Linked DNA regions of Mus musculus: regions 2, 3 and 4 are each linked to region 1. A link is a loop called in an ENCODE intact Hi-C map of the cell type or tissue named here. Cell type or tissue: left cerebral cortex. All regions are shown on one strand. Each heading gives the region's core, and the rest is flanking DNA. Links, peaks and the distances in the headings are about the cores only. Region 1 has its middle 80 kb from the start of Lpin1. Region 2 has its middle 28 kb from the start of Gm36372. Region 3 holds the start of Trib2 (tribbles pseudokinase 2). Region 4 holds the start of Gm36372 (a long non-coding RNA gene).

Evidence for each region. Hi-C counts contacts between places; a loop is a spot of excess contacts. Peaks named below come from ENCODE experiments on the same cell type or tissue, not always from the same donor. Only the 100,000 strongest peaks of a DNase experiment are listed, where the experiment ranks them.
Region 2: it touches region 1 in a loop (2.2-fold over the local background); 2 of 42 quality-filtered maps call a loop at or near these places.
Region 3: a loop joins it to region 1, with 7 times the contacts of the local background. A loop is called at or near these places in 20 of 42 quality-filtered maps.
Region 4: a loop joins it to region 1, with 3 times the contacts of the local background. A loop is called at or near these places in 4 of 42 quality-filtered maps.

What each region holds. Positions count from the first base shown.
Region 1 is chr12:16,505,718-16,513,775 of GRCm38, reverse strand. No RefSeq gene overlaps it. Among named protein-coding and RNA genes, the nearest start is that of Lpin1, 80 kb to the left of the region's middle. In left cerebral cortex, for the core only: a CTCF peak has its summit at 4,191 (motif pointing right); a DNase peak (open chromatin) is centred at 4,227.
Region 2 is chr12:16,256,659-16,264,716 of GRCm38, reverse strand. No RefSeq gene overlaps it. Among named protein-coding and RNA genes, the nearest start is that of Gm36372, 28 kb to the right of the region's middle. In left cerebral cortex, for the core only: no CTCF peak of the experiment used is centred there; DNase peaks (open chromatin) are centred at 3,576 and 3,962.
Region 3 is chr12:15,813,472-15,821,529 of GRCm38, reverse strand. It overlaps Trib2 (tribbles pseudokinase 2), which reads left to right and starts at 4,745. Exons shown (of 3, transcript NM_144551.5): 1 at 4,745-6,299. The coding sequence starts at 6,030. It overlaps Gm5432 (a long non-coding RNA gene), which reads right to left and starts at 4,593. Exons shown (of 3, transcript XR_001780551.2): 1 at 4,433-4,593. In left cerebral cortex, for the core only: CTCF peaks have their summits at 4,473 and 5,404; DNase peaks (open chromatin) are centred at 4,636, 5,415, 6,158 and 6,601; H3K4me3 peaks cover 3,007 bases; H3K27ac peaks cover 2,730 bases.
Region 4 is chr12:16,226,591-16,234,648 of GRCm38, reverse strand. Gm36372 (a long non-coding RNA gene) reads left to right here and starts at 2,205. Exons shown (of 4, transcript XR_381302.4): 1 at 2,205-2,504. Gm48606 (a long non-coding RNA gene) reads right to left here and starts at 2,393. Exons shown (of 2, transcript XR_003950290.1): 1 at 2,061-2,393. In left cerebral cortex, for the core only: a CTCF peak has its summit at 3,313 (motif pointing right); DNase peaks (open chromatin) are centred at 2,326 and 3,536; H3K27ac peaks cover 958 bases.

The DNA of each region.
Region 1 (8,058 bases), core at 2,088-7,087:
CTGAGGTGAAGAATTCAGTCATTCATTTCCTGAGGTAATATTGTCTCCATCTTGTAGGTGGAGACACGGGCTCTGAGATGGCAGGCGTGACTTGACTAGACTGAAGAGCTTCAGTCTGTCAGTCATAGACCCCAGTACCAACTACTTCTGAGCATACATTCTATGCCAAGGACTATGCTTGAAACCCTTGGTCAGATGGCAGGTGGTGGGAATGAATTGGGCTTCCATAAAAACTCGGAGCTCCCAGCACTTTTGAATGTGAATTCTTTTGTAGACTTCGATTTTACTAAGGTGACAGGATGAGAAGGCCCTTAACATGGTCCTAGTCCAACTGGACAAGTGTCCTTGTAAGAAGAAATTTGAATGCAGGCAGCTCTGTGCATAAAGGATAGCCCATGAAAAGGACACATTAGGTAACTACCTAATGCCAGCAGGAGAGGTCTCAGGAAAGGCCAGATTGCCAACACCTTGGTGTTGATGTGAATCATGAGACTAGGAGCTTCCATCGCTTAATCCCTAGTATATAGTAACTCTAGACACTTGGCATACCAGGCCAGCCCATCTCTTATGGTCAGGTGTCTCCCTGGGCACTGTGCCTTTGATTATTGCCTGAAATAACTCTGGCCCAAGTGGTCTGTTGGCTGACACTGGCTCCAGGGGCACATACATGGGGAAAGAAAAAAATATGGAGCCTCTCTCTCTGCAGTATCTGTTTCCTTCCAATGAGGGCATCCATCACCTGATCCTACTTTGTAAATGAGCTGGACTCCACTCCTGTTCAATGGCTCCTCAGAGGGGATCAGAAACCTGGCCTGTAATGGCTATGCCTTCAGAGCCTCACCTTATATGTATAGCAGCTGTGCGTCTCAACTCTCTGCTTGCAATATGACTTTTTTTTTTAAATAGGACTTGTTAACCTCATATCATACATATAGATGTTTCTCAGTGTACAGTGGGTTTCATCCTTATATAACTATTGCTTGAAAATCTTCCCAGTTAAATGCATTAAATGTTCCTAACCTCTGGAGAATCACAGCCAAGCAGCTCAGTCCACCATAGAACACGTGGTTTTTTCTCTTGATCTTAGGGTTGGCTTGGAACTGGGGCTCCCTGCTCCTGCCCCTGCCCCTATCCCTGCCCAACATTGAGAGTGCTTCTTATCACATCTCACAAGCCTGGAAAATAATGAATGCAAAAGTCCGAGTGCACTACTAAATGCACATCACTTTTGTATCATCGGGTCTTAGATACTACCTGTCATTTTTATTTTTCTTTAAAAATCTTTTTTTTGACAATTTTGAACATCTACACATTAATCATGTCTATTCCCTAGGCTCTGTCTCATTTTTCCGGAGAAACCCTCAGCCACTTTCCAACATGCATGCCTCCCGCTATCTTCATATCTTCCCTTACCCTTTCTAGAACCCACTGAGTCCAGCTAGTGCTGCCTGCTGGAACACTGACTGCTCTTGTTGGCCTGATCTTGAACAGGTCTCGTACAGGTAACCGTAGATGAAGAGAGTTCATAGGTACAATAGCTACATCATGTCCAGAACACAGCATTTCACTGCACGCCGACTCTTCCATCAGTTCTTATATTCTTCCTATCGTCTCTTCTGTAGTGTTGCAGAACTTTGTCTTGGGTGGGGTATGGTGTGGATATAGGTGTCCCATTAATAGCGGAGTGACTTCATTAGTTCCAACTCTGCACTAACTGTGTCTACTATAGAAGAAGCGTCTCTGGACAAGGTCGAGGGCAACACTGACCCATCCATCTTAAGGGCACACACACAAATATTATGAGGAAGTTTGATGACACGTACATTCTGTAACACAGCAGTGGTGGGTTCCCCCTTAGGACCTGTGACCTTCCAAGCCATGGGGCTTTGGGCCAGGTTTATAGAGGCAGGCATGAATTCCTTCCTCTGTACCTGGCTCAGCTCTAATCAGAAAGTGGTTGGTTACCCCCATAACTTTCATGCCACTATTGTGCCAGTGGGTATGGCTTGCCTGGCAGGTTGGTCTTGCAGCCTTCAGGGTTCACTTCTGAGTGGTAGATCAATGGCTTTTCCCTCTCAGTTTGTATGTCATTGTTTTGTTTGCTCATTTGTTTGTTTTTGTCTGTTTTCAAGTTACCTGTGGCCAGATGATTTTATTCATTTTTGTTTCTGCTGGAACTCCCTTGCCTAGGACAGAAGACCTGATACCCAGCAGCCACACACACCCTGATCCTTTTTTTTTACTGGATCAGAAATTGAAGAATACAGGTGCAAACACCTCTACCATAGCTGGGATTTTGCTCTGTAGAAGGGAGTTCCTGTATGTGTCTGGGTTGTGTTTTCTATTGGAAATCATGCATCGGGAGTCTCCTGTTTCTCTGTATCCACAGGATGAAGTGTCTTTGGGCTCATAACATGAGGTATTTCTGAGACAGCCAGGATAGAGCTGGCCCAGAGAGCAGGACAAGCAATTGCTAGGCTGAAACTTGGTCTAACAGGTGGCACAATAGGGTCTTGCCTTTATGCCTTTTCGGAGGTCTATTAAAATAAGTAGCACACTTACTGTCAACCTTAACTGCCTGGGGAACTGCCTTTTGGTCCAGATACGGGCAGTTCTGTCCCCTGTTCCCTGTGATGTGCCTAGGATAAGACAGGCAGTGTCTTGTGGTCTGCAGGGCACACAGTATGAGTGATTAGTGAGCAAATAACATATACACATGCAGCCTTCTTCTCTGCTATGTCCGTTTGAATACATGAAGGAACCCACAAATCCTAAAGCAGAGTTAATGTCATTCATCGGCATGACTACAAGTTGGAAAGAAGTCATTTAGAGTGCAAGAAGAGGGTCAGCCTATCTTCTTGGCCTCCTGCCCTCATGAAGCAGTGCAGGGGGCAGGCTCATTGCACTACAAGGCTGGAGAGAGCCCTGATGCTCACTGGCAAGCAGCATGTTCTTGGGCCACTGGTTTTCCCTCTTGGAGCTTCTCTCTTTCTCTGTCAGAAAAGGATGCAAATGTTTGCCCAGGAGCAGCTAAAGCCACAGGTGTGTTGTTGCTGACGCTTGGCAATGTTTGGTGTCTTCTTCCCTTCCTGGAGGGGCCATTGCAATGGAAGTCTTGGAGTCTTAGGACAGAGGTGAAAATCTCAGGTCAGTAGTTATTTCCATTGTAGTTTGACAACCTGAAATTACTCAGGAAGAGGGATTAATGAGAAAACTTATTGAGATCAATTACTGGGGTACTTGGACTGTGGTCATATCTTTGGGAATTGTCTTGATTGCTAATTGAGGTGGGCAGGTGTCTTAGACACTGTCCTATTGCTGTGAAAAGACACCATGACCAAGGCAGTGGCCGTGGTTTTGGCTGTGTGCAGAAGGACCAACATGATGGAAGGCACTGGGTGAAGGGAGGCGGGTGGGGAGGAGATTGGCTGGAGGGGTTGGTACAGCCAAACAGAGGCAAGGTAGGCTCAAATATCACAGGACTTTTGAGACAATGAGGGTCTTGCTCCCAGCCAGGAGACAATGAAGCAGCTGGAATAAAGTATTACACTCTCAATGCTCCTTCACAGCTTTAGTGGTGGTCTGTTACCTGTCACCTCAGACTGGTTCAAGGGTCTTTGAAGTGTGAAACCAGCTTAGCCAGCTTGATTTGTTCTTTCTCCTTTCTTTAACTTGTCTAGGATAGCCGAGTGCAGGGCAGGGGTCAGAAAGGAGTGAAATCAGCCCTGAACTTTGAAATGTTTGTCATGCTGTAGATGAAAAAGGCACAGGGGTGGCTATGCCCCGGGCATCCTGAGAGCCGCCTGCTGCTGCAGCTACTGTTCACATCTCTGCATTCACTTTTGCCTCTTTTGCTGGATTCTTACAGCTGTATGACAAAAGAACCAGTTACTCAAGCCACATTCAACCACTCACAAGGCAAGCGATGTTGCAGGAAGACTTTCAGCTACTGAATTTAGGATAAGGAGTGGTACTCTTAGCGGCAATCAGTGTGCACATTCTTGCTCTTGGCAGACTAACTATGGCCTTTGAACCCTGGATTCTCATTGTAGAATAATTGCTATGTGTCGGGAGACCACGCTCAGGGGAGGCAGAGCTGGCTCCCTACAGTGAGAAAGGCTCTGTTTCCCTTTGCATACATACCCACTTCTAAGAAACAGCCTTCTTCAAAAGGTATGAGTGGTTCTTTTGATTACCAGTAGATGGCGCCCAACACCCCCGTGGGAACTAAGGTCGTGGCTTCCTGTGTCTCTCCACTCCCCCGCCCCCGCGGCCTCGCCCCCATTCAGCCCCATCTTCTCCTTCTTGGGAGGGGCCTGTCCTTTCAGGTCCCAGGCAGAAAGTCACATAAAACAATTTGTGTCAGTCAGCAGATTCCTTGAAGATCGAACTGAATGATGAATGCAGGGTTGGAGGGCTCTTTTGACCTCTTTTTCTCTCTCTTTGTTTCCTGTGAATGCCTCATGGGCTGCCTACTGGCTTTGCACAGAGGACTCCTGGACTCCTTTGTGACTTTAGACCTTTCCCAAATGTTTCCCGACTGCTTCTCCTCCAGGTTCTTTCTAGCCAAGGAAAGACATTCAGAGAACACACCCTCAGCCATGCATACTCTCTACAAGCGCTCTCTCCCCCAGCTCCAAGCCCGAAGAACTCCTGGCCTTTCGGACAGAAACCTACTTTTTGTCTGTGGCCTCTACTGAGGATCTGTCTGCTCTGATTTTCAAGTAAAGAAAGCTTTGCCCAGCAGGGAAATGGGTCTTGACTTCAGACCCGATTTTCCCAAGGGCCAAGCAAGTCTCTTGGAAAGGCCAGTATCACCATGCCTTTTCTCTTTCTGACCACAGATGGACTGTCATAATATTTTTAACTTTGCTGGCTCTTTACTTCCCACTTTTGTTTTGCAGGTATCCTGTGCTGGTCCCAATGGGACACTCTGACCTATTGACTCAGTATTCAGTATCAGGACTGTAGTTGGTATTTAAAAAATAGGGCAGATGTTCCAAAAATGTGTTAGCCATGGCATAAGAAAGTATCTTTAAGACTTAGAGACAGATTAGCCAGTAAAGTGCTTGTCTTATAAGCACAAGGAACTATATTTTACCCCCAGAACTCATGGGAAAAGAAGCAGGGCTTGGTGGCTCTTGCTTCTAATACCAGCATTGGGGTGGCAGAAAAAGGTTCTGTCTCACTGGGGTTCATTGTCTAACTAGTCTAACCTACTTGGCAAGTTCCAGTGAACTACCCTGTCTCAAAACAAAACAAAACAAAACAAAACAAAACACAACAAAACCCCCAAACAACTAAACAACCAAAAAATCCCCAAAACAAACAAGGGGAGAGAGTATCTGAGAAATGATACCCGAGGTTGCACATGTAAATGCACATGCACACGCAATGCACACATGTGTGCCTGTGTACAAATAAACACACATCACAGCCATACATAAGAAAGTGACATTTCCTTCCACCCATCCCCCATCCTCTATGCCAGACAATAGGACTTCTCTTAGTATATACACAGAAACATGCAAAAATGGACTTTGTCCTCCAGGAGCCTCTGGCCAAAGGTGGAGTAGGGGGGTAAGAAAACAGACACAGAAATTCCCAGGTGAGACACACTGTAGATCTATGAAGCCTGGAGCTAAAAGGTGACATAAGAGTGGCCTGCTCCTTGTCATTCAGCAACCATATTGGGCTTTCCTGATCCCTAAAGTGTTAAGTCTCACGGTTCTGGAAGTCTTGGTTTCTAGAGGGCACTTGTAACCATCAGGTAATGTGAGTCCATCAACCCCGAGGGTTGCAGCTCCTTCCAGGTTGTACTGGGTTCCTTGTGAAGAGCCATTCCAGGAGTGGCTGTCCTGGGAGGAGTTATGGGCCCTGCTCCTCAGGAAGAAAGACAAGCTATACTGCTTCATGATGCTTCCCAATGGAGAGTGGGGTAGAAAGAGGTTTGTCATTGAGGTGGCCCTCTGGGCATCCCTGACACTCAGTTTTAAGTAAATGGGTAAGTTCCACAGCGGTAGCTAATAAGGATGCAACGAGCCCTGCTTGTCAGGTGCAGGGTCTTGGTCTCCCAAGTGCTTCAGCCTGGGAAGAACAGGGCCAGCTCTCCTGACTGCTGCAGGTAGTGAGGGGCCGTCATGGAGTGTCACCCTTGCACACACACCACCTCGTGGCAGACAGATGAGTGGCAGGGCCAGCTTTTCCACGCTCCCCCCCCCCCTCAGGCTGGCTCACCTGCGCCCCCACTGCTAGGGTCAGCTCTTCTGTGCTGTCCAGGTGGAGTGAGTATATATGTCTATAGAGGTGAGTATATTGTGCACATAGATGCCATTGGGGTTTTCCGCTGCTCCTCTCTGCTTGACTTCTCGAGACATCGTTGCTCACTGAACTATGAGTCTTATTACTTCCCCTAGACTGGCTGACCAGTGAGCCCCGGGGATCCTCCTGCCTCCGCGGTGCCTTTGGAGTTCCTTTGGAGTTCCTGTCTCCACACTTGCAGTCAGGCACTTCACTGACTGAGACGTCTCCCAGCGCCGGCTTGTTAATTTATTTGTAGACATATGGTGCTTTGTGTTTTTCCAGGGCTGAGTCTGCTTTATCATTATTATTTTTTGGTCTGTAACTTCCCCTGCTCTCATGCTTAGAATGTCAGTCTCAATCCATCTCTCAAAAAAAATGTCAACTAGAGAGGCTTTGCCGCTTAGCAGAGGGGAAGGGAAGGGCTGCCTGTCTTTGGAACCACAACTGACAGGTGGAGCTGATTTTTCTGTGTGATGATTTTCCCTCTAGCTGAGCAGGGCAAACTGCCTCCAGGGCCCCTATTAGCTGACATGGGGCTGAACAGCAAAGGCCTCGTGTTGTGTAGCTGTGAAGCCAGCAAGAAATGACACAGCATTCACACCTGAGGGTTTTTGTTTTTTGTTCCTACAATGAGCATCAGCCTGACCCAGAACTGGGTAGCTATAGCTCTCCTTTGTTCATTTGCAGTCTTGCTTTGGTTAATTGTCACAGACCTCAATGGCTTGAATACCATGTGGTAGTTTGTATCTTCCTCATTGATGGCTCTGACAAGCTGTGTAAGTGTCCCACTCTTCCACCCCAAACACAGTGGTTCTCAACCTTCCTAAAGCTGTGGCCCTTTAACACAGTTTCTCATGTGATGACCCCCCAGCCACAACATTATTATTATTTTTTGTTTAAATTATTATTATTATTAATCTTTTAATAGTCCAGTCGCTATCTCCCTCCCAGTTTGCTCTCTGACTGTTCCTCATCCAATTCCTCCTCCCCCATCTCCAAGAGGAGGTCTCCACCCCACCCATCCGCACCCTGCTAGGCCTCCCCACTCCCTGGGGCCTCAAGTCTCTTGGGGGTTAGATGCATCTTCTCTCATTGAGGCCAGACCAGGCAGTCCTGTGCTTCCTGTGCTGTATATGTGTTGGGGGCCTTATATCAGTTGGTGTATGCTGCCTGGTTGGTGGTTTAGTATCTGAGAGATCATGGGGACAAGGTTAGGTGAGACTGCTGGTCTCCCTATAGGGTCGCCTTCCTCCTCAGCTTCTTCCAGCTTTTCCCTAATTCAACCACAGGGGTCCTCAGTTTCTGTCCATTGGTTGGGTGTAAGTATCTGCATCTGACTCTTTCAGCTGCTTGTTGGGTTTCTCGGAGGACAGCCATGCTAGGCTGCTGTCTGTAAGCACATTATTATGACATAGCATCAGTAATAGTGTCGGGCTTTGGAGTTTCCCCTTGAGCTGGATTCTAATTTGGGCAGGTCACTGAACCTCCTTTTCCTCAGTCTCTTCTCCATTTTTGTGCCTGCAGTTCTTTCAGACAGGAACAATTCTGGGTCAGAGTTTTTGACTGTGAGATGGCAATCCCATCCCTCCACTGATGCTCAGTCTTTCTATAAGTTCCCTCTCCCCACTGTTGGGCATTTCATCTAAGGTTCCTCCCTTTGAGTCCTGAGCATCTCTCACCTCCCAGGACTCAGTACATTCTAGAGGGTCTCTCTACCTTCTACCTCCCGAGGTTGCCTGTTTTCATTCTTTCTGC
Region 2 (8,058 bases), core at 1,787-6,786, 250 kb after region 1:
TACCCCACAGACCCTAAGTTAAACAAGAAGGAAAACCCAAGTGAAGATGCTTAAATCCCACTGAGAAATAGTAACAAAATTATCATCAGAGGCAGAGGGAGGAAGGAACCTGGGTGGGGGAAGGGAGGGGGAAGAGATAGGAGGGCAAGATTAGGTATGGGGATGGAGGAGGAGAAAAGGAGAGAGGCCCAGAGAGCCAGGAGAAGGAATAGAAATATGCATCTACTGGCGAGTGGGGCATGGGGGGAACCTGTAGAAAATACCAGAGACCTGGGATAGGGGAGGTTCCCAGGACTCAGTGGGGGTGACCTTAGCTGAAATGTCTAACAGAGGGGAAATAAAACCTAAAGAGACTGCCTCTAGTGGAGGGATGGGGACATCAACCCACCTACAAAACTTTTGACCCAAAATTGCTCCTGTCTAAAAGAAATGCAGGAACAGAAATGGAGCAGAGATTGAAGGAAAGACTGTCCTGCGAGAGGCTGAACTTGGGATCCATCCCATGGGTAGGCACCAAACCTTGACACTGTTACTGATTTTATGTTGTGCTTGCAGACAGGAGCCTGGCATGCCTATCCTCTGAGAGTTAAGGGAGGGACCGAAGGAACTGGAGGGAGTTGCAACTCCATAGGAAGACCAACAGTGTCAACTAACCTGGATCCCTGGGAGCTCCAGTAGATGGGACCTCCATTGGAGGGATGAGACATCAAGCGATCTACAAAACTTTCGACTTAGAATTGCTCCTGTCTAAAAGAAATGCAGGAACAAAAATGGAGCTGAGACTTAAGGAATGGCTGTCCAATGAGAGGCCCAACTTGGAATCCATCCCATGGACAGGCACCATCCCTACAAAGGGAGATGTGGAGGGAGGGCAACATTTTGGAGGCAAATAAATAAATTAATTAAATAAATAAAAGGAAAAAAACCACTAAGATCTCATGATTTACCCTTTACCTATTTCCTCTAACAGTAAGTCTTGGAAGGCTTAATGATAACATCACAAATAGGATAGGGTATTGACACTAATATAGTCCAATACAGAATAATTCTATTGCTGTAAGCATCTTTTACTGTCTTATTCTGTTTCCAGTTGCTATGGAAATTCCTGTTACTGTAATGCACTAAGAATAGAAGTTTGCTTAGTCCAGTGGTTCTCAACACTCCTAATACTGCAATCCTTTAAATTTATTATTACTATCCATCATAATAAATATCGGACATATAGATTATCTGATATGTGAGCCCCATGGGTGTTGGGATTCACACTGATTTAGCTCATGGTTCTGGAGGCTGAAAGTCCTAGAGTGTCCTGTAAGGGCTTTGTTGTGTCGTCATATCCCCAATGGCATGGTGAGGTAAGGCTAGTGTGTTCACTCAATTTTATAAAGCCACAAATACTATTAGGAGGTCCCACTCTGAGGCCCTCAATCCTAATCACTGCCTGGTGTCCCAATGGCAAATACCATTCAATATATAAATCTGGGCAGTAAGTCTTCAAAACATGAAATTTCAGGGACTAAAATCCTTCCTTTTACTTAGATCATGACAGCTCTTAATTTGTCCTCCTGCTCTGATGAGAAAGTTGCTTTGAACATTAGAGCTATTTTTAAGAGAACATGTTTTTATTGCTGTGGAATGAACAAACTATGGATTCTGTGTGACATTCTAATGTCTCCTCTGGGAAGTGACTATCTTAGACAAACATGACCAGTGGTAAGTACTCAGAAAAACCCTAGTGCAGTCATCATTCGGAACATTGCTGGTAAGACACTTGAGAGGGGATTCATGTTGTATCGCTTGCCTGCATTGGAAAATATGAGGAAGGTAATTTTCCCACTGTGTACAATAGAAATACTACTTAAGAATAATTACAGAAAAAACATTTTGCATCTGATACTGATTTCTAAGCAAATAGAGGTAGAAATGGGTTCACATTTGTGGAGAAAGTGAGTGTGGGAAATAGGGAAGGTTGTGTTTACCATATGCCAAAGAGAGGATGGTGCCCACTGCCTTACCTGGATGGTAGTCTGAGTTCAGGGAGATCAGAGGAGGGCACAGAGAGTGTTCACGTTTTTAGAGCTCTGGATGCTAGTGACTGTCTGTCTGTCTATCTATCTATCCATCCATGATCAATCATCTGCCTATAATCTATCTGTCTGTCATCTATCGTTTACCTACATGATCTCCCCCACCACGGTTCCTTCATTGCTGTTATTTCTTGTTTTTTGTTGTTCTTGCTCCTCCTCCTTTCCTCTCAATTACTTTTATCTTTATTTTTTCCCAATTCAACAGACTGAAGGCACAGATAGCACGGGTCACTTAGTACCTTGTAACTACTGGGACAAGGACTGTGGCAAGAAAGATCCCCCTCTCTCTTACAAACACACACACACACAAATAATATTTTCCTACTATCTATTCTGATCATGATTTCAGCTCTCTTGTTTCCTCTTAGATCTTTTCAACCTCCTTGCCCACCTAACTCCACAACTTCCTTCTCTCTCTCTTTTTAGAGAACAAATAGACCAATAAAAAACAAGGATAAAACCAAGAAAACAGTAAATAAGAGTGCGTGGTGCTACTTCTGCACAGGACCCAAGTTCTTCTATAAGCACCCTCATTGGGCAGGCCAGAATACATTGTTACACTAGGGATCTGCCTCTTTTGGTACTCATAACATATACCCTGCCCCTCCCCACAATTAATGAAATTTTTCAAACATAAAAGCAGAAGGTTAGGTACTCATTGTGAGACCCTATATCAAATTGTGCTTTGGGCAGGCTCTTGGCCCTGTGGCATCTGAGCTTGGAAAAGGATGGGTCTGGATGGATGGGAAAGATGAAGGGTAGAAAGGAGACTCATCAGTAGAGAAATGGGGACTGATAACATATAAGGCAAAAGAAGTACATGGAATCTAGGCAGTAACCAGGTAGATAAAGCATAGTTGGGAAGAAAAACTTGGAATCAAGACAGGAGGGAAAAATGAGACACCAGGTCGTTGAAGGAGGATGGTCCCCAAATGTTAGTGTCTATCACATGGTGAGCGTGAACTGCCCTAGACAGCTGGCTCTACTCGGGCAAGAGTGCCACTCATTTCTACCAGCAAAAGGCCAGTTTTGTCTTTTATCATCAGTACGGTTCTCTGGCTGGTGTATCTGACACCATGATAATTGTACATAAACACAGCCAGGACACTGATGTTACTAAGGTGACCACTGACTGCTCAGCTGGACTTTGTGCTGAAGCCCTGGATCCTTATGAATTCATAGGAACTGTAGATACTTGTTGGACAGCAGCCAGCACTTCAGAACTAACTCAAAGGCAAATGAATTGAAAGAATTCCACCTGCGTTTTGTCGGAGAGTCTTAAAATTATCCCTAATTAGCAGCAATCATTCTTCTTTTTTGAGGATGTGCATTCCTGGTTTAGCGAAGCCAGCTTCTCCTCCGTGAGAGAGAGTCATTGAAATGCAAGCAGTGTGCTGGATATCTGTGCCTCCTGCTCTGAAAGGAACCTCTCAGTTCCCGGGTGACCCTGTGCTAATGAGTCTCTGGCTGGTGAGTCATCTTCTAGCCAAGCCAGAGATATTATCAGTTTCATTAGAGTCCCTCCAGTCACCTCAGCTTGGCCTGAAGCTTCACAAGAAGGCCATTAGATCGACATTGACAGGACACACTCACCAGCCCACCCCACCCGAATCATTTAGTATTTGCAAACACGCCAGGCATTTGCTATGAAAATGCACTGTTCTGCATGCAAACACCCGTTGATCAGTTTCACTGGAAACGAGAGCATTGCATACTTGCTTGAGTGGAGATGCCACCAGAACAGATGTCTCTGCAAAGGCTATTTTAGAATGACCCCGACTGAGTCTCTTTTTTCTGCAGAGAAATAGTAGCCACCGTTTTAATGATTCCTTCCAGCTTGGAACTCTGCTAGGAGCAATCTCATTCATTCCCAGTCAGGTTGTTGGCTGCACAGCCCCAGGCAGGCTCTATGATGCTTGTTTGGATATGTTCTTACTGTTGGGGCTGCTCCCAGCTGAAAGCCTGAATGGTGTGAACACATGTGGGGAACAACATATGTCTCCCTTGCCAATCACCTAGATGAGACTCAGCCTCTCTCTTTCTTTAGTCAGCCAAGGAAGATTTCTGTTGGACCAAACAGATCCCTGGAACACAGCATCTAAGGCCCAAGACACAATTCTTCAGCTATTGGAAGGATTAGGTGTCTCCGTCTCTGGCTTTCTGGAACTCTTGGTTATAGAGATTTGGAGCAATGGCATACTCTGCATTGACTAGGTCATTCTTTTCTGGTCTCCACAGGGGACAAAGCAGAGGGAGGACCACAAACTGGTTCTGCAGACAGGCATGCAAGAGGCATTGTAAGGCTGGAGATGTGAGTTGTTTTAGGAGTAACACTTACTTGATTTAAAGATGGGTTCTATGTTTTCCAGAACATTCTCTCTTGCCTTCATGTTTATCATTGACTTGTCTCAGGCTGAATGGCAGGATGGGAACAATGGATCAAGTGATTTCCTTTGTGGTTTGCATGACAACATTGGCTTGTTTGTGTAGAGTGTACTTTCCTGTCATACTTCTTTCTCTTTAGAAAGACAAGAGTCCAGTTTAGGCTCTTCAGTCTTTTGGTTATAAGTCCTTGCAGGTGGGGTGGCATTCTGTAGAGCACAAATGGCATTCTGATGCATTTTGGGATTACATTTAGGGATGGATGCAGAGGCCCACTATGCTCTCTGCTCACATTCAGTGGATACAAAGCCACTCATTGTGTGCCCCTACTGTGCGTTCTTCTTACACTTAGTGATGGGTGCAGAGGCCCCACCCTCACTCTGGACTCTGCTCATACTTAATGATGGATGCAGTGGCCCCCACTGTGGGCTATGCTCACACTCAGCAATGTATATAGAGACACACACTGTGGGCTATGCTCACACTCAGCAATGAATGTAGAAACACACACTGTGGGCTTAGGCCCCCACCGTGGGCTATGCTCACACTCAGCGATGTATATAGAAACACACACTGTGGGCTGAGGCCCCCACCGTGGACTCTCCTTAGAGCTTATTTCAATGTTCCTGGCAATCCTATGAAGCAACTCCTGTTATCTGAACTTAAGTGCAAAGAATCAGTGTCAGAACTAAGTAACCAGCTTAAGGCTCCACAACCAGCATCAAAAGCACGTAGTTGCCACCAGAAACCTGATTCAGAATGAATGCACTGAGTTGTGCTCTTTCTCCAAATTTTCGCCCAACATCATCAAATACATCCAAGGGTGAGACCCAGCTTCTTTCAGTCAGGTCTTGACTGCTCAGCCAGCTGCAGTGTCCTGGGTACACCCTGACTCTGGCCTGTGTTTTGCCATGCAGTCTGGGAATGCATACCTTGCTTCTGAACACATAGCTGTCCTTGTACTCCCTTAGGACAGGTCCTGGAGTGCGGGGTAGGAAACAAGTGGTGGCTAAATTGGATTGACAAATGGTTCTGCTCCCCCCACCTCCTGCAGTGCTATGCAAAGGTTTTACCTCCACTTATTGCACAGAGTGGTAATTATAAGATCAGTTGTGAGATAAAGAATAAGGGAAGCCCCGCCTGCAGATGTCAAATCTCAAACGTAAAGAAGCACTTTGAAGCTACTTAGCCTTCTGCCTGGTGTCCCCTCTACTGTGCACAGGTTTACGATGGATGGTTGAATGCCTTCTGGGATGAAATTCTTGTCAAGTTTAGGACTTAAAAGGCAAATAGTAAATTTTACCCAAATTGACTTTTTCTGCTATCATCTTTCACCAGTTTCTCGATTGTGTGTGTGTATGTGTGTGTGAGTGTGTGTGTGTATGTGTGTGTGAATGTGTGTATGTGTGTTTGTGAATGTGTGTGTGTGTGAGTGTGAATGTGTGTGTGAAAGTGTGTGTGTGAGTGTGTGTGTGTGAATGTGTGTATGTGTGTTTGTGAATGTGTGTGTGTGTGAGTGTGTGTGTGCTCATGCACACATGTGCACATGGACTACTGTGTAGTTTAAAGAGGAGCCAGACATCACTGCAGACCTCTCCTACATGCAGTGCAGCTTTGACTTTGGATCCTACCTGACCCCAGCTGGAGTCTTGTTTTCTTGCACCCTAGATTCTGCTCCGCATTTGGTATCCGAAGGCTTCCCCCGCTTCAGCAGAAATGTGCAGGAGGGAAGGGGCGTGTTCAAAAGAAAGCAAGGGTGCATGTCTTATCTTTCATCAGGAGGAAAGGGGTGTGTGTTATCTTTCTGCAGAGAGAATAATGCTCTCCCAGACCAAAGAGTTCCCAGGCTCTTCATGCACAGTTCTAAACTTCAGAACATCTTTGAAAATGGAAAGTAACCCATACCTGACCTGAACATACTTAGCAGCAGACCCTGAGATGAACTTCAGCTGTTTGTAGTTTTTAATGCTTCTGTTTACTGCATAACGGTTAGGGTACACTTTTAGGCTTCAGCTTCAGACCCGTATGGACCTGTTATATAGTGTATGTCATATGTACTGTTACTTTTAAAAAAAAATCTGAAACTACTATGGGTTTTTGCTGTATGCCTGGGTGAAAACACTTTGAATAAGGGATAAAGGGCCCAAGACTGTATTTAACTCTAGCCAACTTTTTTGTAAAACCACCATATGCCAATGTGAGGATGGGAAAACAAATCAGAAACCACTGAATGCATGTTGTAGAAATTACTTAAAACCCTGACTTGGAGTTTCTATCCTGCCTTAGACTACTTATATTTCCAAATGAGATACACTCACAACCTTTATATTTGCAACAAACCTTAAGCAGCACAATGGCTGGGCAGCTGCCTACCCTCCATGCTGTTAGAATCTACTTTCTTATCGATAACCCTGAGTTATTGCTTACTATTTACTAGGTTCACCTGGGCTGCTCTTAGCTCCAATTAGACAGCCCTCAGGGCCAGGCTCTCTTGACTGTTACCTCATGGCCGCTTCTCTCTCCTCCTCCTGAACCTCCTTCCTTGTGCTCCTCCTCTCTCCCAAGCCCCTGAAACCTAAACCTCACCTCTGCCTCTTCTGCTCAGCTATTGGTTGTCGGCATCTTTATTTACCAATTAGAATTAACTTGGAGGTAAGGCCACTCAGAATCTTAGGTAGGTTCTCTCATCACTGGGGACCCCGGATTCACATTAGAATACAAGCAGCATTAGGCCAACCCACTACACATATAGGTTAACTTGTCAAGAATCACAAAAGCATTGTCAGGGAGATCTGAGAATAAATATGGACTTTTCATATTTCCAAGTATATCTCTTGTATGCCATTTGACAGGAACTTCCTAGTCATTTTAGGTAAGCCTCCATCTGAATATAGGTACTCCACAACATCTTCATAAACCACACAATAAGTTAAAGATCCATTTAATTGACTTAAATTAAATTGAATTAATTAATCTACAGAATGCCTGTAGCAGCTTGTTTTCTCACGCTAATTATGTTACCCAAAAACCTGATTTTGGTGTCCAGCATACAGGACTAAAGGAAGCCTGTCTCCCATTGGTTTTTGACTGGTCAATAAAGTTGCTGGAAGCCAATGGCTGGGCAGGGAGACAGAAGCAGGACTTTTAGGGAAGGAATCCAGGAAGGAGGAAGAGGGGACTCTACCATGAGGAGAGCATAGGAGACAGACCACACCAGAAAGGTGCAGGAGGGAGAGACAGCTGACATGTAAGTTCTGGGTGAAAGTGGTTCCAGAAGGGATGTCCAGCAGGGTCCAGGGCAGCAAAGATAAAATATAGATTTAATAAGTATTAACTTAGGGGATATCGGAGGGGAGTATAGTTAGCCACGTGGAGCTAGGAAGTGGCCCAGCCTTTGAGCTGTTTAAGGTACTTAAAATATAAGGCTATGTATGTGTGTCTTTCAGGAATCCAGAGCATTAGGTGGTAGCAAGAAGCTTGTGGGATGTTCAGAGCAACTAAACAAATTACCACTTCAAATGCCCAAGCTTAGCCTAGTTCATGTTAGCCATTCTCAGAATCCGATGGTAGCCCAACGTTAACAAAGCCT
Region 3 (8,058 bases), core at 1,908-6,907, 690 kb after region 1:
AGGAGGCAGATCAGGAAAACAGTCCTGTAAGTCCTTTTTATTTATTTTTTTCTTTTCTTTTCTGTATTTATACATTGGACTTTCCTAGTAGATCATTTATCCAATGGGAAAATGGGAAAAGAAAACATCTCCCAGTTAGCCTTGGTACAACAAATATTTAATCAGAAAGTCACCTTTTAACAGTCATACTAAGAATCACCTTGTAAATAAGAAGTGGCTTCCCAGAATATGAACCATATTTTAAAAAAATACAGTGAGAAAGGAAATCACCTTTCTCACTTGTGGGAAGATTTTAAGTGGCCCATTTAAACTAAGGCTTACTCAACTCTAGAAAGTATGATGACATGCAATATGGTGTAGTGAAAAAACATAGTTTCAGAACAAATTATTTCCTTGCCTTACTTCTCCTAGCACAGAACACACACACACACACACACACACACACACACACACACACACACACACACACACACACACACAGAAACCTCTAAGGCCACTGAGTAGTGGGTTATCATAGAATAAAGTGGGGCAATAATTTGGCGTTTTCTTTAAGAGCCAAGGAGAACGACAGGGCTGGGTTAGAGCTCTAAGAGTGCAATAAAAGACTTACAAGCACTGACGTGAGTGCTAAAGAAGACTTTCTATGTAATGGAGCATTTTATGCGGGGCTAATAGAATTGATATGTGCCAAAGCCTAGAAGTATGTCCTAGGCCTCATCACTGCTCCAAATCCATCCCAACCTCCCCACCGTGTGTAAACATAGCTCCTCTGTGAACCTTGCTGAATGTCTCTCCCGTGCCTGTAGTTACAGAGAGAGGCTTCTTCTTAGGCTTAGGCTTGTCATGTAAGAATTAAGAGAGAACTGTTGTCACTTATCATGATGGCTCTTGGTCGTCAACTTGACTACAGTAGAATTAACTAAAAGTCAAGTCAAGTGAGGGCTATTTCTTAACTAAATCATTGGAAGTGAGGAGACCAACACTAAATCCAGATCTCTTGAGGTAAAGAGATCCACCTTAAATATGGGCCATGCCTTTGGTGGCAGCATAATACACACATACACACATACACAGTTCCTCTATAAAACACCTATGGTCAAATTGATGTATCATTCAAATAAGTACTTTTCAAAATATACTTATTCATTTAATAAACACAGAACTTGCTTAGCGAGAGTGTCACACACTCTGTTGGCAGCCACTACTCATTTGCTGAATAAATAAAATAAATGAGCTATGAAGAGAAGGAAGAAGTAAATGCATTTCAGGATAAGAGAATATTCCTGATAACATGGAGCCTACAACCTGGAATGGCGACAGCATTTGACAGACTTACTTCAACATGGAGGAAAAAGTTATATCATTCTACATATATAATCCTTATTTACCTATTTCTATAATTACAGTTAATAATGCTCATGTCTTATTGATACTGTAAACCTTTTACTTATTATTTACATTAAATGTTGTATGTTTAGTTGTTTTCCATGACTGTATTCAGGCATTCTAACAAATGTTGTTAATAATAACAGGAACTGGTTTATATTGTATATAGATATAGATATAGATATAGATATATTGTATATAGATGCTTTCTTTGGTTTGTATATGTATCATTCTTAGATTCCATGTATTGGCAAAATTCCAATCATAATCGCACATTGCGATTAAAAGGTTTTAAAGTCATCTAAGATCTTGTGACTAGAAATTGGGTACATGAAGACTCCCACTCCTGCTCCCATGAGTCAGCACATGTAGGGAAGCTGAAGATCTATGCTATGAGTGGTCACGTTTACCCCCCACTGTAATAACTTTATTATAAGCATAAGGATTTGGCTTTACAAAGGGATAGAATAGCTGCCATAGCAGTCCCTGAGAAGTGACGGACTCACCCTCAGTGATGGACAGGATACATCAGGCATCTGCATAAGCTGAGGCTTTGCTTGATCTGTTAAAGCAGTGGTTCACAGCCTTCCTAGTGCTGCAACCCTTTAATACCGTTCCTCATGTTGTGGTGACCCCCAGCCATAAAATTATCTTTGTTGCTACTTCACAACTGCAACCGTATTACTGTTCTGAATTGTATGTAAATATCTGATATGCAGGATATCTGATACGAGAACTCCAAGGGGTTTATGACCCATGGTTGAGAACCACCATGTTAAGGCTCTAATGCTTTCTCTTCTCTGTGATGCCCACTGACAGGAACTCCATAATGAGCACCAGTGTGGTCTTCCTGATACCTCAATACACTTCCTGATTGAAAGTCAACTTGGAGTCGAGTCTATTTCTCTACAAGAATACAGTGGTCTTCAGCTGCAACATGACCAGGCATTCCCAGTGTAATTATAACCTGCTTCACCACTTACCTGGCTGGGCAGCCCAGTTGATGGCACTGAGCATTCAAGTTAGGAGAAAGCTAGGTCTTCCTACTCCTTTTCTCTCATACTTTCTCTTTTCTCTGCCTAAATGGCCAACAATGAGCTCTTATGTGTATTATTTTATGACTCACCAGACTGTCTCAATGTCCACAAAGAACCACTGGCTTATGACAGGCAGGCTTACCCCTGTGATGACATCCAAGTATCAGGAAGATTTGGTCTCCTCTAACCTAAAGCTCAATCTAGCCCCAGAGAAGGACTAAGAAACACACACACACACACACACACACACACACACACAGAGAGAGAGAGAGAGAGAGAGAGAGAGAGAGAGAGAGGAGCAATGTAGTCATTGCAATATGACAGCCCAAGGAAACACGTATTTTTCCAGGACTCCAGGAAGTTACTGTCCTTCGATACACTTTCTCTTGTGGCGACCCCCAAACATCAAATTATTTTGCTGCTACTTCATGACAGTAATTTTGCTTTTGTTATGCATAGAATGTAAATATCTGATATGTGACCCCTGTGAAAAGGTTGTTCACCGCAAAGGGGTCACAACTCACAGGCTGAGAAACACTATCATAATTCTTCATATATTTCCTAGAACTGCAACTGCAGTTCTAGGGGTCACATGAGGTACGCAGGGCTGTCATTTAACAGACGAAAACTAGAGATCCTGGGAAGAAAAAGAAGCAAAAACAAAAACCAAACCAAACCAAAAAAGCCCATGCGAATTCAGTTTCCTTCTGAATCTGAAAACTGATGCTGAACACAAGTTTCTCAAACTTCTACAAGAAAGTTTGGTGACAGTCACCCAACAGAGGCCCCAGGGAACCTTTCTCAATGGATCCTCTGTAGAGATTGTTTGTCTAGGACCTGTTCTTGAACTGGGCAGAGACTGCATGGCACACTACTCTGTAGTCATGGTGACTTCCTCAAGCTGTGGTCCCCTTAAGGGACAGTTTAGGGATCAGAGTCTGAGTTTAAGGCAGATGAGTGGGGAGAAGGATGGGAGATCTATGAGAAGACATGGGGCATTTTAGTTTCTTCTCAAGATCTGTCCTCTAGGGTGGCTAGCTGAACAAGCAAGGTCCATTCACTACTCTGAAACAACCCTCAGGGAACTCCTGATCATTAGAGCCACTATTGTCCCGGTTAAGTATAATTATAACTAGTTCTCTATTTCTGTTCAAAAGTGGTAGTGCAGAATATTGTTACAGAGTGACCTCCCTCATAGAAAGAGGTGCCTTATGCGGGTAAAAACTCAAGAGTAAGCCCAGCAGTCTTGCCCCAGACCTTGGTTGCTTCTTTCTCTTTCTGTTTTCCCCTGCTACATTGCTACTCTTACCAGGATGCATTAGGTAAAGTCAAGAGGCTTAAGCTGTGGTCTGAACTTTCCCCAGGTCTGTTCAAGCCAATGGTCCAGAACCTTCCCAGGAAGTTAAGAATAAGCAAGGGTCAAAGTGCAGCCTTCCGTTGAACCCGGTATTGAATGTGTTCTTGGCCTAAATACTGAGATGCCGGGGCTGGAGAAGCCTGACTCCTTGGCTAGGAGCCAACATCCTTTGCTGGAAGTGTGGGTGCAAAGGTGTGTGTTCCTGAGCTCTCCCCAAAGACCTTGTCCTGAAGTCAAAAGACTCTGAAAGGATCCCCAATCCTATAACTGGTAAGTGGGGGAGGGGTGGTGACACTAACTACAAGCTCACAATGGACTTCTGTTGAAATGATAAGCAACCGGAGAGAAAGAATAAAACTAATTCTAGAGACTGTGGGCTGCAAGAATCCTTCATTTTTTTTAAAACCCGCGGGGAACTGCTTGTTCAGGTTAACATAGCAGCAGAGGGGTGCCCGGTACCCAGAAGATGCGAGGCTTTCTGCGGAAAATCCCGGGGAAGAGGATCTAAGTCTCAAAGTTGACCTGAGCCTGCCGGTGTTGCGTGGCGACGGTGGCAGATACACAGTCCAGCATCCCTGTCGCTGCAGCGCGAACAGCAGGCCAGGGGAGCCCAGAGCCCTTGGACTGCGGAAGGATATAAAGCACTGTTTACCTCGCGCCTGGCCGAGCCATCCGGGGGCGAGGCTGGCGCCCCCAGTGGGGGCACTGCAGGAGTGGCGGCAGCAGCCCTGGCCGCCGGCGGGCGCAGGGGAGCCGCGCGCGCACTGGCAGCGGCGCCGCTGATTGATGGGCTCCGGGCTCAATGACAGGGGCCGGGGCGTGGGTAGGGCGGGGCCGGCGAAGAGGGCGGGGGCTCTGTGGAAATGTGTCGGTGACATTGAATGGGGAGACCGAGCGCGAGCAAGCGAGGCGCGCGCGCACACATACGCGCACACACAGCCGGGCTCGCTCCGAGATCCCCGGCCACGTAAGTAACTATTAATACCGCCTCGCCCGGGGATGCGGGCGTGCTTGAGCGCCGGGATTGGCCTAGGGCGCCGTGGCCATCCCCTTTAATTTTTAAATACACGGTCCTCTCCTACTTCTGGGTGGCAAGAAAAAAAAAATAATAAGAAAAGAAGACAAGCCGTCGATTTTTATTTTTCCTGCAGAGCAAACCCCGCCGTGCAATTTGGTCGCAAGGCATCGGGAGACAAGAGTGGTTTGCAAATTGTTTCAAGGCTCAAGACCCAGTTGTGCAGCGGAAAAGGAACGCCGCGGGTTGACGGAGTCCGGGGAGCATCTGCTGGCAGCTCCTGCAGGACCCCCGGAAAGCTCCTGCTGCTGGTACCCCCCAGGTCACCGCCCGCACTTCTTGCTTCATCGGAGGAGGATCTGGGACGTGAGCAGCGACAGCAAGAGCTAGTGCTGACCGCGCGGGCTCTGCCTTGGGCTTTGTCGCGGTACCTGTGCCTGCCCTACTCCGCGCACTCCCTACTCAGCTTTTGCAATCTTTTGTTGCCACTGCTGACCGCCCCAAGTTAAAAGCGCCTTTGCAATTTTTTTTTTCTGTCTTTTTTTTTTTTTCTTGAGAGAGACAGCTCTGCGATTTTTTGGAAAAGCCTCAGACGCCATCTACAGTTAAGACTTAGGTAACTGCCCTCTCTAGCACCCCCCTTACACGCCCCCCACCCTTTCCACCAAAAAGAGGGGGGTGCAGCGCGGATTCTGGCTGCCGCGCGGCGTGAGCCGGTAGACCCGAGCTTATTTCCTTTTTCTTTTTGTTTGGTTTCTAACGCGTGGAGGGCGAGCCGGCGCCGCGCGCTCCCTGAAGACTGCACAAACTCCACGCAGGGCTTCTCCGCCCGGTCTGCGGATCCTCAGCTGGGGATCGCTCAGAAGCCCGGCGCTGCAGCTCCTCACCCCAGAGGCACGCTCACTCGTCCAGATCCACGCTGCGAACAGAGACCCACTGAGTCCAGCGTGCGGTTCTGCACCGCGCTGGCAGCTTCTGGGTAACAAAAGGACCCGAGTTGTCCGCAGAGCGAGCACCCCCGGGAGCGGGGCTCGCAGCCGGGGACCAGCCCTGCAGCGCCCATCTGGGGGCTAGTTCTTAACTCTTCCTCCACGGAGCCCCAGACGGGTCCCCTCCCTTCTTGATCCTTTTAAGTCGGTAGCACCGAGGCGCCTGCACCGGCGCGGCTCATCCATCTCTCCAGAGGGGTTTTTTGGTTTGTTTGTTTGTTTTGTCGTGTGCGATCCTCACACTCATGAACATACACAGGTCTACCCCTATCACAATAGCGAGATATGGGAGATCGCGGAACAAAACCCAGGATTTCGAAGAGCTGTCGTCTATAAGGTCCGCTGAGCCCAGCCAGAGTTTCAGCCCGAACCTTGGCTCTCCGAGCCCGCCCGAGACTCCGAACTTGTCGCATTGCGTTTCTTGCATCGGGAAATACTTACTGTTGGAGCCTCTGGAGGGAGACCACGTTTTCCGCGCTGTGCATCTGCACAGCGGAGAGGAGCTGGTTTGCAAGGTAACCAGCCCAGCTTTGCTTTTGCGTTTTGTTTTTTTGCTTAAAAAAAATTAAAATTTTTTTTTTAAAAAATTAAAAAAAAATCATCCTGGGTCTTTTGCCAGGGGCCGGGGACGGTGCGGGAGGTCGGAAAGCTCTCAAGTCCAGGGGCGAAAGACTCCCGGGATCATTATGCGTGGCCTCGTTAAGAGGGTTTATTTGTGTGTCTGTCCACGTTCGACTAGTTGCGAAGTTTTCAGACCGTTTCAGACAATGAGGCGGGCTGCAGCGGGGGCGTTTTGGGGAGATCCGGGAAGGGAGGGCGGCGAATCTGAACTGGGGCACGGACACGCGTGCCCCTTAGGAGGCTCGTAGAGCTCGGGTGCACCGGGCTGATTCCCCTTGCCTGGGCATTTCTCTCTCTGAGTCGATTCCCCTCCCCTCGCTGCAAGGACTAGGGAATCCCCGGTTGGTTTTCAAACGCTGCTCCTCTGGTTTCTTTTGTAGCCATTGTTCTTAGCAGCCTGCAGGTGTTAAACCTTTGTTCCAAAGGTGGCCTTTTAAAAGAGACACAAAAAGTGTCCCCTCTGGCTGAGACCAAGGCTCTAGCCGGGGAAAAGAGGAGTTTTAAAGCTCTTTCTTCGGCTTGAAGCCTGGAAAGGAAGGTTGGGGTGGAAATTCGCCCCTTGCGCACCTTTGGGTGAACAACGAATCCTTTGGTTCTTTTTGTCTAGGTTTCTTCGCGTCTTCAGACTCCCTGACTGCACACCCCCATTGCTACTCCCCTGCACCCACAAGGCCACCTTTGCCTGTTTAGAGACTGCCCTTTAGAGCCCCCTGGGCTAGTACTAAGAAGGACACTTCAATTTCCTTTTTGTCTTTGACCCTGAACAGTAACTGGTTTGTGTCTCTATGTGTCAGTGTGTCTTTGTGTGTGCTAACCGAGTACCAGACAAGAGGACCAAGGAAGGATAATAACAAAGTATTTGACTACAGTCAGTTTCCTACTGCAGTGGAGAACAGGACTTCCCCAGATGTAGATCAAGAATACATTACCACTTAAATTTAGGTTCTTCTTATTTATTTATTTATTTATTTATTTATTTATTTATTGAGGTGGAAGTGCGACTGTGCTGCCTTTAAAATGGGTAATGTGCACAGCTGTGCTACAAATACTGTATTACACTTTTCCTCAATTAATCACTGGCTGCTTTGTGAAATCACCTTCTTTCGTGCTGACTTGGAGCGCTTCCTTGCAAAAACCGGGTGGGTGAAGATCTCAGAAGGCAGTTCTGAGATTATTTATTTCCGATTTTTAGAGGAAACCAGAGACTCTTTAAATGCTGCTGTTTGCATGTACTAAGTGTTGGGGGTTTTTGCATCTTCTCCAAGTTACTGTAATCAAGAGCAACTATGCCCAGCTAAAGCATTAAATTTAGTAGGCAACTCAGAGCCTGATTGGAGCCCCACACACTGCACAATAGGACAGTCATCCTTTGAAATGAATGAATTCCACTGAGCTGTCATTCTCCTATGAAATATGCACCATCATCGGCAGAGAGCCCCTCCCCCTCCTTTTGCTCACCCTCAGTCCAGCACTTTAATATATTTCTCTTCCAAAGGCTGGAGATGATTTTACGTAAGAACTGTCTGTGGCCAAATTCTGCAAGAGCATCTTGCTATTCTTTCTTTGTTTAAAACTAGGGCTATCTCTGGTCTCTCTGTTCGTTTTCCTTTCTGATCCTTCGAGACATATTTCACTCTAGGCTGACCTTACAGT
Region 4 (8,058 bases), core at 1,274-6,273, 280 kb after region 1:
GTTTTGTTCCCAATTCTAAGAAGGGCCAAAGTGTCCACACTTTGGTCTTCATTCTTCTTCAGTTTCATGTGTTTTGCAAATTGTATCTTGTATCTTGGGTATTCTAAGTTTCTGGGCTAATATCCACTTATCAGTGAGTACATATCATGTGAGTTCTTTTGTGAATGTGTTACCTCACTCAGGATGATGCCCTCCAGGTCCATCCATTTGCCTAGGAATTTCATAAATCCATTCTTTTTAATAGCTGAGTAGTACTCCATTGTGTAAATGTACCACATTTCTGTATCCATTCCTAGCAAGCACGGAAGTGGATGCTCACATTCAGCTATTGGATGGATCACAGGGCCCCCAATGGAGGAGCTAAAGAAAGTACCCAAGGAGCTAAAGGGGTGTGCTACCCTATAGGTGGAACAACAATATGAACTAACCAGTACCCCCTGGAGCTCGTGTCTCTAGCTGCATATGTATCAGAAGATGGCCTAGTTGGCCATCAGTGGAAAGAGAGGCCCATTGGTCTTACAAACTTTATATGCCTCAGTACCGGGGAACACCAGGGTCAAGAAGTGGGAGTGGGTAGGGGTGGGGGAGGGAGGGTATGGAGGACTTTTGGGATAGCATTGGAAATGTAAATGAAGAAAATACCTAATTTTAAAAAATGAAAAAAAAAAAAAAGAATGTATAGATACATGGTTTGTCCCGCATCTGATGTGGATTCGTGGAGCTGAACTTGGGTCCCCTGCAATAGTAATACATGCTGGTAATCACAGAGCTGCCTCTTCAGACCCACAGGGAAGACTTTCCAAGGGGAAGTCTGAACTTGCTTTTTCCTGCAATTTGGGTCTGGAATGCCTTTTGAAGGCCATGTGTTAAATGTTTGATTGCCAGCCTGGGGCGCTATTGGGCAGTGGTAGAACCCCTAAGGCTTGAGACTTAATGGAAGTCATGAAGAATAAAGGGATGTCAGACCCAAGCCCCTTCCCCTTCCTCCTTTTTCTTTGATTCTCAGAAGCCTTGGAGTGGGAGCAGCTTTGAATCATCCTGTGCCCCCTGCTGTGGTGCTTGTCCCTTTCATAGATCCCCCCTCAATGGACCCAAACAGCCATAAACTCAAACGATGAGTCAATATAACTATTTTCCTCTTGATCAGTTATTGACTCTAGGTATTTGTGTCAGCAGTAGAAAGTTGACTAATCACAGAACATGGTGGACAACGATCAGAAGGAGACCTAGAGGTGCTTGAAGGTCAGAATGTTGCAAGGTGTGTGTGTGTGTGTGTGTGTGTGTGTGTGTGTGTGTGTGTGTGTGTGTGTGTTGTCATGGGAATGTGTTTCAGAGAGAACAATAGTGCACATGGAGGCCCTTTAATTAGGGATTACCTAGCTTCACTGTCTCAAGAATAGAAAGGAGACCCATGTACTTGAAGTTTTGGAGCAGCCAAGCAGTAAGTGCCTTCAGGGGAAACTGGAATACCCAAAGGCCAGCAGTGCTCATTCTTGTCGCTGGTGCTGGGGCAGGTGTTCTGATCACCAGGACGGTGTCTTTTCCACCAAGGTGAAACAGTAAAGCACATGCCACCTCCCCTTGGAAAACTCAGTCATGATGGCCTTCAACAACACGTTGTTAGGTAGCTGGTTATTGAGTAACAGACCTGAGGGATGCGGGAGTAGACGTTTCCTACGGAATCAACAATGTGGAGACCAGTGACTAGAACCATGGGACCTTAATTACTGAGTCATATTTCTGGCCCCCGGAGGGGACGGGACATCCTGAGCTGCCTGGAAGACCAGCAGCAGATGTTTATCTAACCTGGCTCCAGGAACCCCAAACCTCACAAGATTACTGGTGGTAATCTTTTCTGGTGGTTTTCTGATAAAGAAAAAACAAACAAACAAACAACCCCCCAAAAAACAAAAACAAACACAAATAACCACACACACACACATGGTTGCTCCCACCTGTATGAGCTAATCAAATCAGGACTGTCAATCACCTAGACACAAAAATGCTCCCTCAGGAAAAACTGCCTGCTCTAGAGTTGTTTAAAATGGTATAAATCCTACCTTAAATGGAGGAGACAGCTGTCTCTTTAGCCACTGTCCATGAGTGCATTTCACTGTTCTCTACACAGTCTGTCTCTTATGCTGTGTTCTGTGTGTCTCATCTGAATTCTCCATGCAGATGACAAGAATTCAGGAGCTAAGAGGAGTCCAGAGAGATCCTGGTGACAACACAGAAGATGAGATTTCCTAAAACCTGTGACAAAGAGTAAAAAAGGCTCCTTAGAAACACAAGTAATTCACAAGTGGAAGAAGCCAGCCAGCTCTTAGGCATGTACAGTGGGATCTAGGTCAACTAAGGTTTGTTCCTGCAGAAAGCAAGCCTCTGCACTCTGAGCTCATGTGACTTCTCATTGAGACATCTGATCTCGGAGCTTCCTGGCCAAAGGCACAGCACGCATGGCTGAACTCTATTAATTCTAGCTGGAAAACCCTGCAAGGATACAGGTTTGATTTTCTCCTGATCCACTATTGAAGTTTTGTTCAGTGTTTGAATGTACTCATCTGACATAGTTTTCCTTCCTTCCTTCTTTCCTTCCTTCCTTCCTTCCTTCCTTCCTTCCTTCCTTCCTTCCTTCCTTCCTTCCTTCCTTCTTCCTTCCTTCTCTCTCTCTCACTTTCTGTCTTTCTTCTTTTTTTTGTGGTGGTGGGGTATTAATCTAGGACCAGTGTCTCCTAGGTGACAATAGGAATGTCTCAAAGGAGAAGTGGCTAACGTAACTATTAATCACCCTAAAATGAAGCTAATTAGGGAATAATAAGTTAGAGTGGGAGAGGATGATGCTAGGGCCGAGAAAGGTGAGTTTTTTCCTATTTGATTCTGAAAGCTGGATGCTGAGACCTTCCATGGGAGGAAGAGCAGAGTGCTTTCTATTGTATAGAAGCAAGCTAGGATTTCAGAGATCAGGGAAAGCAGGCCAGGCTCCCAGAAAGCCTTCTTATTTCTGAAAGACAGGTGAGTCCAAGTCTGTAAACGCTGTAAGCTGTCGAGACCTTAAAAGCCCAGAACTTAATCTCTCTGATGTTTCTTTGTTCTTGTATCCACTTAGGATGCTGGTCCTGTGTGGAAGGTGCCTGGTGGCTGAAGGTACAGCCCCATAGGAAAATCACAAAGTCCTCATGTTAGAACCTACATAAAATAGAAAGGTACAGGGACCATGGGGGCTCTTGCTTCATAGTGAGCTTTCACCATTGCCCTAGGTTGGAGAGCACTAGCTAAAGCATGGGGGTGAAGACAAAAAGGGTATAGAAGTTTCCAGAAGAGGGTGCTGAAAGGACAGGGTGTTAAGCTCCCAGAGGGGCTTTGGAGCACCAAACAGGCTGTCATTGCAGATGGCTCAGTCTGAGGTGGATCAGAAGATGAGCTTGAGATGTAAATAGGCCATGTCTCAGAGAGTCTCGAATGCTACGTGGAGAAGTTTGCATATGGAACAATGAACTAATTTTAAACAGAGGAAAGACATAGTCAGATTTGGGTTTCCACAGATTGCCCTAGTTTCGTAGAAAGACTAGAGCAAAGGCACATTTTGTGGCAACCTTAAAGAAAGCATGTTCTAGGTCAACCATAGTAAACTGAAGAAGAAAAGGTGGCCATTTGTTATGTAGGGTGTGGAGACACAGAAATGCGGTAAAATTGGTAACATGGAGAAGGAGGTTCCACATGCTTGTCCGTGCCATCAAAAAAGTGGGTATCGTGTTGCTAAAAAGGGAGAACACATACTTTTGGTTAAATTGCAAAATGTCCTGTTTAGTATAAGTTTATGTCTGTGTTATTCAAACATTCCCCAAGCCATGCTTACAATATGTGGAACAGATTTCATTTCCTATTTTAAGGCAGAGCATGTAGAAATTGAAGCAGACCTTCAGAAGGTGAACAGGGATGTACGGAAAGGGAGAATTTGTATTTCTAGGTAATCTTTGAAAGGAGGTCAGACTGTGCTAAATGGTTCAAGAGGTAAGACTCACATTTAACTGGAACATCAATCTGAGTCATTATGTTCAGAGGTTAACATCATGAAGTCACTGAAAACAACTATTTTGAAGTATATAGAGTATTTCTGGGGAAGGATGCTGTTCAGCTTGATTCTCGAGGGAAGGTGGATGAGGGGTGACTGGTGTCATACCACTCACTGTTTTTGTTTAGTTAAAAAGAGGAGGAGCCTGTTCCTGACTTCTTGAGGCTACCAGGAGAGTATAGCTTTGAGACTGTACCCTGGACTGTCTTCAACCCGCCCCCTACCCCTGGATTCCATGAATGCTTCAAGAAGTACTTCACCTTGAGATGATGGGAGCTTATGACTTCAGATTTCTCTCAGCCCAGAAATGCTGCCATCCCTTCTGCTGTGAGCACCCTTGAGATTTGCTAAAAACTGAAATGGAAGTAGCTCTGTGTGAAGAACATCTCTAATGGGATTTGTTGTCATACAGAAAAATCTCACAATATTTGAGATGGTCTCTTGCCTTTTTGGATTTTGAATTTGACGCCTGTGACATCAGTGATGTAAAGAAAACAGTATGACATTATGTTTAGATTTTACTGATGTATAACTTATAATTAGCTGAGATAAAGTAGATGTACAAGTTGTTTGTGATGCCTTCTGGAAATCATGAAGGTTTGGTACAGCTGCAGAACACAACTGCCAAAGATATCAGCAACCCACTCTCAAGCAAGCTTCAATTTATTAAAAACAAATCTTTAAATATAGTATAAGAATATTCAACAGCCATCTCTTTGTGGCCATCAAGAATGTGCCTACTTCCTGTATGTTTCTATAATGTTTTTTCTATCTGTGTTCCTTCCCTCATAATTGTAGCGAATACAGTTGTTATTGCATGGCTCTGGAGAGGCTCATAGGTCTTTCTTGATAAAAGATCCCAAACTCAGGGGTACTACATATCCTATTGACCCTTTCAAAATTACTACCTTGTGCTTTACCTTGTGTAAATTAGTATTTAAACATCATATTCTGAATATAAAAATAATTTACCCCCACCCCAAATGTGGATGATCAATAATGAACATCATCAGTATTTAGTCATTGGATCAATAGAGGCCAAAATATGACAGCTAGCTCAAGGAAGTGCCTCAAACTCAGATGCTGTGGGGGATGTGAATCTTGGGGTGGGGGTGGAGGTGGGAGTCAGACTGAAAAGCAAGGTGTGAGCTTGTGGCTCTGCTGGGGAAGACATACCTTCTGCAAAACAGTTTTTCAGCAACAAACAAAAAGGAGTGAAGAGGCTGGGACACAGCACTGTGGTGGAACACTTGCCTAAGGTGCAGAGCCAAGCATTGAGAAGGAAGAATGGAAAACTCCTAGGGGTGGGTGGTCCACCTTCTCAGTTCAGATGGCACAGAAAGAAGGATGTTAACTCCCTGGGAGCAGCCTTTCTGTTTGTGTCATTCACTGATGTATCCCTGGCACTTAGAACTGCATCAGCCAAAAACATACACTCAATGCTTCTTGCTTCTTGCATGAATTATTGAAATAGTCAAATAAAACACTTCCATGGGTTTAATTCATCTTCTAGAAGAGCCATTTACAGCCAGCATTTTAGAAAGCATTACTTAATTCCTTTTCCCCTAACTTGAACTTCTTTTTCTGGCCTTTCCTATCTCCATTAAAATCATGAAACTATCCTGTCCTAACGAGTATGACTTCCTCCTATTGGTCCTGAAAAGTAATCAACAAATGCAAAACAACAACAACAACAACACCTAAGTAGAAAAACCTCACTTATAGACACTCTACATGGATTAACCCTGGTACGACACACAGTACTGTTATTGGAATGCTGAAGCCTTGGGTCTGTAGCAGTGGGACACTGAAATACTGATGATTCCAGTGGCCAGCAAGATAGCCCAGTAGGTAAAGGTGATTTCTGCCAGTTGTCCTTTGACCTCCATACACTTTCCAGAGAACATGTGAGCCAACATACCTATAAGCAAATGTGTACACACAAAACAAGCAAATACAATAATTTTTTAAAAAAAGATCAAACTTGAAACATGATCTAATTAAATAAATTACCTGGATTTGTAGGTATAGTGTAGATCTGGCTTCAATGTGTTGGCATATTATTATTATTAATTATTATTATTATATCAGACATTCATTTAGGGTGTCCTTTTCTAAGAGAGTCTGGCCAATAATATATCATCGACAACATCAAGGGATTTATTTAGATTTGATGGTGGTACTATAGTTATGATTTTTAGATCTTTGGCATTAGACAGACAGAGTATTACACTCAGGTGACATGCCCTGATGTGTCAGATTTTCCTTCTAAATAACCAATAAGGGGTATTAGAGTTAGGTTTATTAACTGTCCTTTCTACTAGGACGTGTTTAAAATTGTCTGTTTTCATAAAGTTAGTGTAAACACAGCACTGATGGTGACATTGAGAATTGTGTCTGTAGTCTAACCTAGTTTAGCTGCTGGTTCCTAAGAGAAATCCAACTGATAGAAGAATGCACAGGCGTCTAACTTCTGCCTTTGTAAGGGAATGAGACCAGAAAGTAAGTGTTTGTTCAAGCTTATGTCAGCTTCTGGTAGGTTGTGAGCATGGCCCAGGAAGCAGTCTGAGCGCCTAGCTTGGTGCTCCAAGGTGAAGGACTTGGATTTGGATTGAGAAGCAAAGGAAGAGCAGGACATCTCAGAAGTGGGAAGCAGATCCTGGGATTGTCCCCTGGGGCGGTGATCTAATGCACAGAACAGGCATCAGCTGGGCAAACGTGCCTCTGCCTTTGCAATCCGTCAGGTTTGAGGCATGCTGACTTTTGATACTGGATGAGGCTGTGGATGTTTAGATAGGAAGAACCCAGAAGATGTTGTGGAGACTTTGCAAGCTGGCTGTGACCCTCTGAGGCACATCAGCTGAGGAGGTGGGACGGGGGAGAAGGAACTAGGAATGTGGCTCAAGTACTTTTGGCTTCCACAGAAGGTTGATAGCAATTATATCCCCCCAACGTTGGTCAGATGAGACAGGCAGTTGAGGCAAAGGAAAAAAAAAAACCCTGAGCTATTCTCACACACAGAGAAATATTTAATAATCCCAGGTCTGTGTACACACTACTGAACTCATACTTGCTTAAAGATAAATAGATGCTACTTATCAACAACACAAGATTAAATCTCACATGTGCATAAACTGAGCCACAGCTGTACTTTGCGACTTTAGACCAGAACACAGCTGGCATTTTCCCACACTATTTCAATTCTAAAGGAACAAAACAAAGCAAAACACAGAGACAAAGCAGGAAAAGTGGACAGTAAACCACATGTTCGCATTGACTTTACACAAGCCAGCTTATAAAGAACCAAAGAAATAGACTGAAATAAACCCATGCTTGGCTGCATCTTCCCGTTGCACTTGCCCCTGAATACTTATGAAAGTATCCAAAATTATGTTTCCTGATATTCATCAAGACATTTAATATGGCCAATCTATATTTTCAGGTATGATTTTGTAACTCAAGAACAGCTCTGGGCGTCCATAAGGGTAGACTGAATTCTATGCTAGGTGGTCAGGATTCAATTAGTCAAAGCTTTTATTCCTCACTTTACTGGGAAACTATATCAGCCTCCTTGTAGGCTCTACAAACACAACAGAGTACTTGCTTTATATGCCAAGACACTGAGTAGTTTTAACTCCGGAGCTCAAGAAGGCTTACTTCTGAATGGTGAAGACTATAGATGTATAAGTTCTATATAACCAGATTGTCTTGGGAGCTCATGCCAGGCTCAGGGTCCCCTAAAAGAAGGTTATCTAGTAAATTCTAGGTGAACTGTCTTGGTTAAAAGGAGAAATTACGTGTGTACTTGGTCAGCAGTTGCTGAACTCCTTTGCTTTTTCATTACATTTCAGTCATCTGATCCTTGAGAAATTGTCATTGTGTTTCTTTCTCCCACCACCACAAGTAGAGACTAATATTAACTGCTGAAAAAAAATCTAGGTCCCAGGCTGAATGTGATTGGAAGTAACGTTTCCTTTCAAGTGAAA